Regions from separate parts of the Homo sapiens genome. Here region 1 is linked to region 2. A link is a contact called in ENCODE Hi-C or POLR2A ChIA-PET data. All regions are on one chromosome and are shown on one strand. The core of a region is the stretch at or near the end of the contact, and the rest is flanking DNA. Distances in the headings are between cores, read along the strand shown. Region 1 has its middle 19 kb from the start of KBTBD8. Region 2 has its middle 84 kb from the start of KBTBD8.

The links. Hi-C counts contacts between places; a loop is a spot of excess contacts on that map. ChIA-PET counts read pairs that join two places held with the same protein, here RNA polymerase II (POLR2A). Pooled maps may share reads with other maps.
Region 1: a pooled map shows a loop between it and region 2 (2.4-fold over the local background). The contact joins two enhancer-like sites. A Hi-C loop is called at or near these places in 1 of 168 maps with a recorded cell type or tissue (heart left ventricle), 1 of 37 single-sample maps with no recorded cell type and 8 of 50 pooled maps. POLR2A ChIA-PET finds 5 or more read pairs at or near these places in 1 of 52 experiments (activated B cell).

Annotation. Positions count from the first base shown.
Region 1 is chr3:67,014,477-67,020,759 of GRCh38, forward strand. No RefSeq gene overlaps it. Among named protein-coding and RNA genes, the nearest start is that of KBTBD8, 19 kb to the left of the region's middle. RefSeq lists an enhancer at 3,918-3,967. Within about 2 kb of position 4,120, at least 3 of the 41 ENCODE cell types and tissues checked have a DNase peak (open chromatin) inside an H3K27ac peak, as active enhancers do.
Region 2 is chr3:67,079,770-67,085,386 of GRCh38, forward strand. No RefSeq gene overlaps it. Among named protein-coding and RNA genes, the nearest start is that of KBTBD8, 84 kb to the left of the region's middle. RefSeq lists an enhancer at 3,179-4,378. Within about 2 kb of position 3,687, at least 5 of the 41 ENCODE cell types and tissues checked have a DNase peak (open chromatin) inside an H3K27ac peak, as active enhancers do.

The DNA of each region.
Region 1 (6,283 bases), core at 2,870-5,369, 65 kb before region 2:
GGCCCCAAAAGACTGAAGTTCCCAGGAGTTTTCCACTTTCATGGGAGTCCATGTTCAGCCTCAGCGATTCATCAAAAATGACCATTTAAGTGTTCTTACAGTTTACGGCTCTGGTTACTTCTGGTCAAGGTTAGCAGATCTGGACTGTGACTCTGAATTCACCTCTAATCCAGGGTAACATTTGCCCTGCAGCCTAATTTCTCTGATGGATCTAATAAAAGTCATTGATTGTCAGTTTGAATACCTTTTTCTTCCAAGGTTAGGAATGACAACATCCAGGATCTTTACATTTTCAGTGCTAAATGTGGAATCCCCTATAATAAGCTTCTAATACATATTTTTGATTGAATGATTCTTCAGTTATGCATAAATATCTTATGCCATCTTTTATATGTATAATGTTTTTTAACAATTAAAAAATAAGCTAAAAAGTCTCACTTTTAAAAACCTATATACTTAATCATATTTAGGTATCTTTTATTTATAATTTATACGGCCATGGGATTATTTGACATGTAGTTCAGTGAATGTTGACTCTTGAGTACCTAATAATCCATATTTCTTGCACCAAATTAAAATTATATAAGTTAAAAAAATCAATCATTTTAAGACTTTTTTTCCCAGGCTACTAAAACTAAATAGAAAATTACAATGTAATAATTTTAAATTATCCTTATCATGGATAGACAGAACATTTTCTATTGGCTAGTTTTTTAGAAATGAGATTTAATAGATCCTTTTTCTCCTTTCTTTCCTCTTCCATAAGGATATGCACAATTATATGATTTGGTGAATCAAACACTATAATATTAAGTAAAACGTGGAATATATTTTCTAAATATTTTATATTGGTCTGGTCAACATGAATTATAGTGTTTTCCGTGACCGCAGGTAGATTACTTACCTTTTCTAGCTTTACTTTTTCATGCATAAAACAGGTTAATAATCTACCACGTTATCGAGTTTTTTTGAGGATCAAATAAGCATGTGAAACACTTATCACAGTGCCTTATCACAGCACATAATGAACACTTCCTAAATATTAATTTGTTGAAATTATTAACGACTATTCTGCAGTCTTTTAGATATACTTAACCATTGTAGAACAATATTCCTTAATAGCTAATATAAAGTATATATTAAAGTGTAGCCATTTGGACTCTGATTGTGCTCATAAGCCATGCATGAAAACAATTTTTACAGTTTTACAGTCACACAGTTCTCACTTTCATTTCTGGACTGTGCATTTCTAAAGGACTGAAATTAAACCAATGGTATTTAAAATAATTTAAACAAGGCTTGTAACCTCTGTCTGCAAAATAAAAATAATGCTTTTTGGCTTGTCTATTTTTACAAACTGACAAGGGCCTGTCCTTAGAGTTTATCTTGTTCTCTGTTCCCATTCAGAGATAAGGACCTGTCCTAGTCAGTTCAGGCTGCCATAACAAATTGCCATAGGCTGCATGGCTTAAATAACAAACATCTATTTCTCCCAGTCCCGGAGTCTGGAAGTTTAAGATCAAGGTGCTGGCAGATCCTGTGTCTGGTGAGGGCCCTCTTCTCATCGCATCCTCTCATGGTGAAGAGCAGAGAAAGAGAAAGATAAAGCAAGCTCTCTAGTGTCTTTTTATAAAGGTACTAATCCCAGATCCCTCATGACCTAACCACCCGCAACGGCCCTACCTCCTAATACCATCACATTGGGGGTTAGGATTCCAGCACATGAATTTGGCGGAATTGGCAGAAACATTCAGTTCACAGCAGGATTTAACAGAGTTGCGGTCACATAGTTCAGTTCTTGAAACACATGCTTGCAAAATCCTTTAAGGATAAGAAGATAAGGTCAAAACATCTTATCCCAACACTTAGATTACGATGTCAAGTAGCCAAAGTTAAGTCTTGAGGAGCAAATGCCAACAGGAACCCACACAACGCAGGGGAGTATTTCCTTGTAATCAGTGAGAACCTGAGATAGTAAGAAATCCATGGTGCTCTCTGACAACTGTTCTTAAAGCTCAAGAGCTTGGTCAAGGTTAGCGATGGAACTTAGGAGTCTGGCATATCCACAGAGCTGGTTTTAGTTGAATTTGAGTTAATGGATGAGTTAGTGCAAAGATAAATTGTAAAATGAGAAGCGAAAGTAGCTAAGAATAAAATTTAAGAAATTCAGCTGAAGGAACAGAAGAAAGGCAACTGAAAAGTTATCAGAGAAGAAGGGAGAATCACAAAGGAGTAGTAATGCATGAGAAAACTTCAGGAATGAGATCCAAAGAGAAGAAATGAAATGCAGAGAGTAAGAGGCTCCTGGTCTAGCCATGTGAAGATCTGAAATGAGAAAGTGGTTTTAGCCAAGTGCAAGAGATGAAAACCAATTGCTGTGAATTAAGGTGCAGGTGGAGGATGTGAGTGGGTGTCAGTGGGTGAGAGTGCAGGTGCTTCCCCAGGAAGCCTGCAGGTGAGGAGATTCTGAGACGTGGAGGTGCTGGAGAAATAATATTTTTTTAAAAATCAGAACATTTAGGCCTTTTCAATAAAAATGGGAAATGAGAAATATCCTTGCAAAAAGTCAAAATCTTTTCCATTTCTAGACTATTCCCGGTTGAGAGTTCTGCAGTATACCCGTTAACCCCAAAAGTTAAAGAGATTAGGGATATGCAAAAACATGCAAAGAGGCAGGACTGATGAAAGACAAACCCCTAGAAATAGGAGCAGAGTGAAAAAAGAGAAAATCCTGACCCAGAGAGAGGTAGACACACTTTCTATAGCCTCTTACATTTCTGAAAAAGAATGAAAATAGTAAGAGTTTTTGCAACTTCTTGCTACTTTGCCCCAGAGCCAAATATGGTTCCCACCCCTGACCCAAAACATCTGGTTTGTGATAAGGGCTCAATTATCCTGTGCTTTCTAAAGTATGTGGTGGGTGTGGTGATGGCAGGAGTCAACAGGCAGAAGAATGGATGAGCTAATCAGAGCATGCATACGTGAAAGTAAAGAGGACAAGGGTCCTCTCACTTGGTGTTTGTGTAGCTGGAGATGACAGGGAGATGACACCTATCACTCAGGGGCCTGCCCCAGTGAGTGGGGAGTTTCATGGATCTCACCTCAAGTTGTACAAGTATATGTCCTGGGGCAATTTTGATTCACAATTTATAAAATCATGGTAGGATTTTATAATTTTATTTTATAACTTTACCCTATAGCTGCAGGCAGAAAAAAGAGGAGAGTAATTTTGATATGTGTATATAGGCTTTTTTTTCACTTTATATGAATTGTTTATTCATATCTTTTCCTCATTTTTCCTTTTTAAAATTTCATTTAAGTTCCGGGATACACGAGGTTTTTATATTCATATATAAATGTGATACACAGCAAAATACTTGCATCAGTATCTGTGTATCCTTCTTGAAGGTTTCTAAGAAATTGGTTATAATTTTCTTTTTAATCTACATTTTACTATTCCAAAAATTAAAATGCTATCCACACTTTACTGGGCACTGACCTGTGTGAGGTTGATTTCCATGGTAGCATGAAAAAATATATCTATCCTGTTTTGCATGACAAAACATATCTATCATACTTACATATATGATAACAACGACCCATGTGAAAAATAATATCTATGAGACACTGACTAATATCTTATTCTTGCATATCACTTTCTAGTTTTTGAAATGCTTTGGTATCTGTTATCTTTTTGGTTCCTACTACCGGTGCTGCAGCCATCTGTCATTGTCCCCCTTTTACTTTTGAAGAAACAAAGAAACAGAAAAGGAGTTGTTAAACTTAGGGATCAAACTTAGCTGTAAATGAAAGCAGACCTGTTAATTTCCTCCCACTCCCTAGTGAGCAGGGACCCAGGAAGATGGCCCGAATGGTTATATTCAAAGGCAGAACGTGGAGGTGCTGGGACTGCAGACCTTCTTGCTGGTCAAGGAGCCAGTTTGGGATGTAAAGTGAGTGAGTTCACTTTTGGAAGAGCTGAGTTTCAAGTGACAGAGGATCACTATGTATAGATTACTGTGCCGAGAAACAGCCAGGATGGGTGTGGAGACAGGAAACTGAATGAAGGTGATAGGTCAGGCGAAGATGTGGAGTTGGCAGTCACCCAAATACCGGTCAGCGCTCAAGGCACTTACAGAGGGAACGAGAAGAGCCCGGGTGAGAGCCAAGCGTCGGAGGGCCCACGTGAGGACTTAAGGAAGGGGAAGAGAGCATTTCAAAGAGCCAAGGACAGAGAGGTCCTGGGAGAAGCAGGAGCATAGCCTTGAGAAAGGAAAGAGGCTGCATGTGAAGGGAAAACTTGGTGTTCAGAATGAAGACGGCTCCTGAAAACTCAGTTCAACCTTTTGTTCATCAAATGTTCACTGTTAAGTGCAGGTTTTAAATTTGGACTCTGAAAAATGGTTTCTTCATATAGAATAGTGATATGAATGATTTCATTCACTGGAACATCTCACCGCCTAACCAGTGACTCAGAGGAACTTTCCTCTGTTAATGAGTGTGGCCTTCCTCTCCGCTCACCCTTCTGCACCTTGACACGGGACACTGCTCCTCTTCTGTGTCTGAGTCTGCTTGGATTTGAAGCTCCCCAAGGGCAAGGACCCTTTATCTCGAGTGTGTACTGAGCGCGGATCATGGTGCTTGACAGACAGGGGTCCCTCAACCAATTCAAGGAACAATGGCATGAATATCCCGCTTCTGCTTTCCGGCGGTTTAGTTTTCCTCTCTGGGACTCTCTGACTCCATATTTCCCGTTGTTTGGAAAGATACATTTGCAGGCTTAGCCGTGATTGGCAAACATTTTTATATGGGGCTTGGCATTTTAACATCTGGAAAAGTTGTGAAATCAATTAGCTGCAGATAAAGATGGACAGATGGAAATATCTGGTGGTTTTCTGCACATCGGCTATGCAAATAATCAGACCATTGCTTATTGTGCTACACTTGGACTCTGTTTTACCAGATTTTAGGAAGAGTATTGTTTTTTGTTTTGGAGCATGAGCACTCAGTCAGGACATAGAAATACCATCTCCTACTGAAAAGGGGACTGGGTGTAAACGTGGAGTATTTATCAGTGTGGAGTTTTCATACACTTTTCCGACAGGCTTATCAAATCTCTCTGGAAAATTTAGGTTTTTGTTTCATTCAAACAATGATGCAGTTGCATTGATTCTATTCTATCATGTATGTATGGTGGAGGAGGGCAAAGAAAGATAAAATTAACAGACTGGAGAAGGGGATGAGAACTAGGCGCTTGAAAGGGAATTGTTAAACTTGCTGGATCAAACTTTGCTTTAGCTTAAATGAAAAGAGACATTTTATCAATTTCCTGTGAGTGGGGACCCAAAAGGATGGCCTGATTGGTTATATTCAAAATAATGAAATTATTTCCCCTCCTACATCTGAGTTACAATATTAAAGCTTTGCAACCTGCTTTGTGCTGCATATATATCCTTTAGATTCCTAGATGGGCTTCCACATGTGATTAAAAATGCTCATTCCCCTCCCTTCCCTCATCTCTGCTAATATATATTGAAGCCACTGTGCCATTGCTTTCTAGCAGCCAGTGCTACTACGGATAAGTTGCAGGTTATTCTGTTTCCCTGACCTTTGTAAATTTCCTCTCTCTTTTTCTTTTTTTCTGGAATCTTATAGAATCTTCTATTTTCCTTTATATTCTGAAATTTCACAATATATGCCTAGGTTTATGGATTTTTCATGTGATATACTGGCACTGGGAAATTCTCCTGTCATTTATTTGATAATTTATTCCCCTGTGTTCTTGCTTGCTTTCTTTCTGAAATTCCTATTAGATATTGAATTTCTTAGATATGTTTGTTCTCGTATTTCTCTGTTTCTCAATCTCTTTCTACTTTCTAGAAGATTTTCTTGATTGAAGTTTTCAACTCTTCTAATAACTCAGCTACTGTTTTTTTTTTGATTTGCAAGAAGTTGTTTTTGTTTTATGATTATTCTTTTTATGGCAATCTAATAAATATTCTTTTCTTATGCATAAAATATTTTCTTGTATTTCTCTGAGAATCCTGTTTTCCAACATTTTATCATATCAAATTTCAAACACAAAAATGTTAAAGAATTGCATAGTAAATATCAATATACTTATGACCTATATCCCATAATTACATGCTGCAATTTTTATATATTTATTTAATCACATATCCATCTATTCAATGAATAATCTTTAAAAGATTTCTGTTTCTTGTGCTCTGGATTGTCTCCATTTTTTTCAAGATTCATTTCTTTTATTGTTTATTTCTTTCTT
Region 2 (5,617 bases), core at 2,437-4,936:
TTGCTTTGAAACACTGTGGCCCTTTCAGGTCTTGCTTTTAAGCTTTGTTAGTGAGGACTAGAGCAGTGTTTGGTCTAGGGTTAATTTTCTTCACTACTGAGGTGCTCTAACTGAGTCTTTAAGTTCTCCATATGTTTTCACCTACTCCCCAAAAAGCATGTAGTATGACTGGCTTAGGTATCTGTGCATGGGCTCCCCAAGATCATCCCCAAGGTTCATGATTTGCTAGGAGAACTCACAGGACTCTCTATATGCTGTACTCACTGTGAAGATTTATTACAGCAACAAGATAGAAATCAAAATCAACAAAGGAAAAGGGCACTTGGGGTGAAATCTGAAACAAACTGGGTGCAGGTGCTCAAAGACATCTCCAAGTGGAGTCACACAGGATGTGCTTAATTCTCCCAGCAACAAGTCAGGACAACATGTGTGAAATATTGTCTACCAGGGAAGCTCATTACAAACTAAGTGCCCAGGGGTATTCTTGGGGTCTGGTCTTGTGGGCAGCTTCTGTCTGCCGTATACCTAGATTTCAGACTCCCCAAGAGAAAGCAGGTGTTTAAAAATAAAGCACATTATTTGTATGAGTAGTTTAGGCACAATGAACCAGTCTTATCGGGGAACAGTTGTAACTCTCACGAAGTCCAGGAGCAGCCTTGAAAGCAGGTATTTGCAAGTTATCACAGCAGTTCCAGCCCTGTTATAATAGCTCTTCTGCACAGTGCCGATCCCTTAAGTTTCCTTAGCACCTTATATTTCTCCTATAAACCCACTGTTCAACTGCCTGTCTCCCACAGATGGTAAACTCTTTTCTCTGTGAGAAAAGAAGGCAAACTCTGAGCCCGTGAGAAAAGAAGAAACTATACTTCACTCAATATTGCGCCTCCTGTACCTAGCCTAAAGCTTGGCATAAAGTGGATGGTCAAAAATACTTGTTAAATGAAGATAAAGGATTAATATTGTGAGACCATATAAAACTCTTAAGATTATAAAGATACATGGGCAAAGGACATAAAGAAATCAATATTCACTAATAAGCAAATCATCTGATTTTAAAAATTAGGAGTTCTTTCTAATGTATTAAAGTGACAAGGGTCAAATAAATATTAATATACGAAGTTAAGGATATGGATAAATGGTAACTGTTATCCATTGCCGAAAATAATATGTAAGTTATAAATGACTGATTTAGTAATGTATATCAAGAATTTAAAATGTTCATTACCATGTCTCGGGAAATTCCACTTATAATAATTTATCATATAAAACATTAAGAGATAAAAAAAGAAAAAAGATATAAAGATGTTAATTGCAGCATTATTTAAAATGGTATGTATGTGCTAACACTACAAATGTCCAATGATAGAAGGTTAAATAAATTAAAAGATATAAATACAATGAGATATTAAGAAGTAAACCATAGATTGCTTTCAATAAATACTTTATGAGGACATGTAAAAACACCACAATGCAATAAGTGAAAAACTCAAGATATCAGTCAATATATTTTGTTCCAAATTATGTGTATATATGTGTATATTTACATATAAGATATGTATTATTAAAACTACAATAAAGTTGGGAAATATATATGTTAAATAATATTAACTACTTGTGAAGAGTTTAATCATGGGGTCACTGTTCTTTTCTTATTTTTCTTTTTAAGTGCTTTTCAAATGGGTGTTTTTGTAATAAGGATACACATATGTATACTTGCATACATATACATTCATACAAATGAACATGTATTTCCTAATTTGTTTCATTATTTCATTATTGAATAATAACTACTGTGGGGAGAGGAATCTCAAATTAAATATCATATGTGAAGCACACAAATAAAAAAAATTATACTTGTCATTAGGAGAGGACCAATTCTCATCAGAGACATTTGGGGGAACTCACTAAGTCTTAGTTGGTACTTATCCAGTACTACTCACCATTATCAATATTTTATTTAAAAATATACTTCTGAACATGTAATTGTTTCATTTCAGAAATTAAACACTTTTTCAATCTCCACACAGCTGAGATTTCTACTTCCTTTTCATGTGATCTTAGGGTTATGTCTATTTCTGAAGGCTAGTGTATGAAAGTATTCATGAGATATTTTATACTGTCTTTGAAATTTTGATTTTACTATCTTTCATAAGTTTTAAAATATTTGCTTTTAAAATGGGAGTGAAAAGTGCAATCATCAAAGGTTAATTAAATTTCTCCCATCTGGAAATATGAATATTCTGAATATTTACATAGGATTAAAAGATTTAGACACATACATGCACATACACACACACACCAGAGACAGAGACAGACTTGTAACTTCTACTTCCAAAACCCTAATAAATAAGATTATGTAATTTGATGACAGATGATTTATTAAACAGCATCTTTACTGACAAGTTGTATTCTCTGCAACATCTGTCATTTTCCTATCTGATTATGTTTCCATCTCATTCAAACCATTATAGACAATGAATATTTTGATTAGTCATGTTGGGATACTGAATTATATCTAAAACCAAGCTGCTTCTCTGTCCTGGTTTGGATTTCTCCTAGAGCAAACCGCAAACCAAGGACTTGGGTGCAAGTAACTTGTTTGGGAGGTAATCCAAGGAGACATATTGAGGACATGGGGAGTGAGTCAGGGAATCGAGGAATGCTTGAAGCAGGTGTTCATGATCAGGCTCCTTCTGAGGGCAATCTGGATCTTGTTCTCTCTGGAGACCACCAGACAGACTGTGTGGAACATGCCTGGGAAATGACCCACTTAAGGACAAGGAAGTGAATAAGTGAATAAGGACAGTGAATTCTTTTTATGCACCAACACTTCTCTATATTATTTGAAGGTCATCAAAGGGACATTGACTTCCGGCATTTTCAGCCATCCCCATGACCAGGCTGCAAATGCCAACAGGCAGAGAGGAATGGCGATGCTCGGTGGATGGGAACTGTCTGTGGGAGACTTCTGGGTGTGGAGGAAGGCCCCGACCACCCCTCTGTGTGGAACAAGACATGGCCAGGGAAAAGAAGTGATGCTTTCACTTTTATTCTTTTGCAGAGTCACTAGCTCTGACATCAGTCTTAGCACTTAGGAGCCCAGTGACTTTGAGCCAGTTATAAATCCTCCCAAACCCCAGTTTTTCTCATCTGGACTTAGGTTTGGTCAGAACAAGTATCTGAAACTTAGAAGTAGGCAAAAAGATTAGTAGATATTCCTTCAGTGTTATGCTGGGCTTGATTTTCTATTAGCTTGGCTATTTTACAACTCTGTAGGGACAGAGGTTGATTTGTAGATTTTTGTCCTATGGAATGCAAATAATTTCTATTTGATAGAATAGAGCACCCCAAAGCTGACAGTTATGCTTCTCTTGGACATTATTCCATTTGGTATCCAACCCAGAAGTCTTATCCTAGTATTGCCTACAAACATCTGGCATTTAAATGTTCTTTGAACTGGTTTTAATATGTCAAGGGACTTTTGTTAATGAATGAATTGAATAAAAATATTTGGCATGTACTCATTTTACATTTACCTGAGAGTCATAATTTTTGCCTCTTTGAAAACTATACTTTCACAGTTTTATAAACTTATTTTAGCTGTGAGACTCTCCCATCCAAGCCTCCACGGACCCACTATATGTAAAATGGATGAGTATGCAGGAAGTGGTATATGCAGGAAGTGGTGAATATGCAGGAAGTGAGTATGCAGGAAGTGAGTACACAGGAAGTGGTGACCTGCCCACCTCCAAGCCTCTCACAGGCTGCTGAGGAATCTCTTTGCCTCTTTGGAATTGAGTTTTTTAATTGCTCTTCTAAATGATTCTCACTTGTCTTTTGGTCCTTTCTTTGTTTCAAAAAGCTTTCTTTTACAGAAAAGAAAATTGTAGAGACAAAGACCACCCAAACGAAAATTAAACAGATTATTTAGTTGGAGCTTGCTATACAAAGGAGTCAGCCACCATCACTTGTGCTCCACATGGACTTAAAGACAGGCAGAGGAGAGGGAAAGCGTACAGGGAAAAGGAGGAGGCTTCAGGTATGCCCTGATTGGAGGCTGTTGGCATGGGAAAGCTGGAGGTGGGCTGACTGGAGGTGGAGTTCCAATGTAATTGAGTTGGGGAGCATATTTTACTTTTTTTGTGTTGCTCTAAGTAGGAAGTGGGAGGACAGTGGCAAAAATTAGGGAAGCTGTCAGCTATTAAGTACTGACTACTTTGGGCTGATGGCTACAGAAATTGTGATTTGACTTCTTGGACTGGCTGCTGCAGACTGTGGGGCAAAGTTCTCTTTTTATATATGATCTGGCCATTGTCCATTTGTATTTTCAGTCCATCAAAATGGAGGCTTAAGTGTATTGAGTTGCGTGAGGTTCTGCACTCAGTGGCTAAGGAAGACTATATTGCCTGTGAATTCTAGCCTTAGCTTAACTGTAAAGAACAAAGTAAAACAAATCCCTGAGGCCCAGACCAAGACTAGGAAACAACAAAAACTAGGAGGGCAGATTAAAGAGGAGGTAGAGAGAGAAATTGAGATAGAAAGTTTATTCAAAGGGACAATAATAGAGAACTCCCCAAACCTAGAGAAAGATTTCAATATCTACGCACAAGAAGGTTAAGAATACCAAGCAGATTTAACTCAAAGAAGACTACCGGCTGGGCGCGGTGGCTCACGCCTGTAATCCCAGCACTTTGGGAGGCTGAGGTGGGAGGATAACAAGGTCAGGTGATCGAGACCATCCTGGCTAATACGGTGAAACCCCATTTCTATTAATAAATACAAAAACATTAGCTGGGCATAGTGGCAGGCACCTGTAGTCCCAGCTACTCGGGAGCCTGAGGCAGGAGAATGGCGTGAACCCAGGAGGCAGAGCTTGCAGTGAGCAGAGATTGCGCCACTGCACTCCAGCCTGGGCAACAGAGCAAGACTCCGTCTCAAAAGAAAAAAGAAGACTACCTCAAGGCATTTAATAATCAAACTCCTAAAGGTCAAGGATAAAGGATTCTAAAAGCAGCAAGAGAACAGAAACGAATAATATACAAAGACACTTCAATACTTCTGGAAGCAGCCTTTGCAATGGAAAACTTACAGGACAGGAGAGAGTGGCATGATATTTTTTAAATACTGAAGGAAAAAGACTTTTATCCTGGAATAGTATATCCAGCAAAAATGTCCTTCGGACATGAAGGAAAAATAAAGACTTTCCTAGACAAACAAAAGCTGAGGGATTTCATAAACATCAGATCTGTCCTAAGAGAAATCCTAAAGGGAGTTCTTCAATCTTAAAGAAAATGAGATTAACAAGCAATAAGAAATCACATGAAGGTACAGAACTCATGGATAATAGTAAGTACACAGACAAACACAGAATATTATAACACTGTAATTGTGGTGTGTAAACTACTATGTTGAGTAGAAAGACTAAAAGATGAACCTATAAAAAATAGTAAATAACTATTTACTAAAAGTAAATAAAGTAAATAGTAAATAGTATTACTATTTATATATATAAAGTAATATATATTTATATATAAATATATATAAAGTAAATAGTAAATAACTACTAAAAGATGAACTATTTACTAAAAGATGAACTTATCAAAAATGTAAATAACTT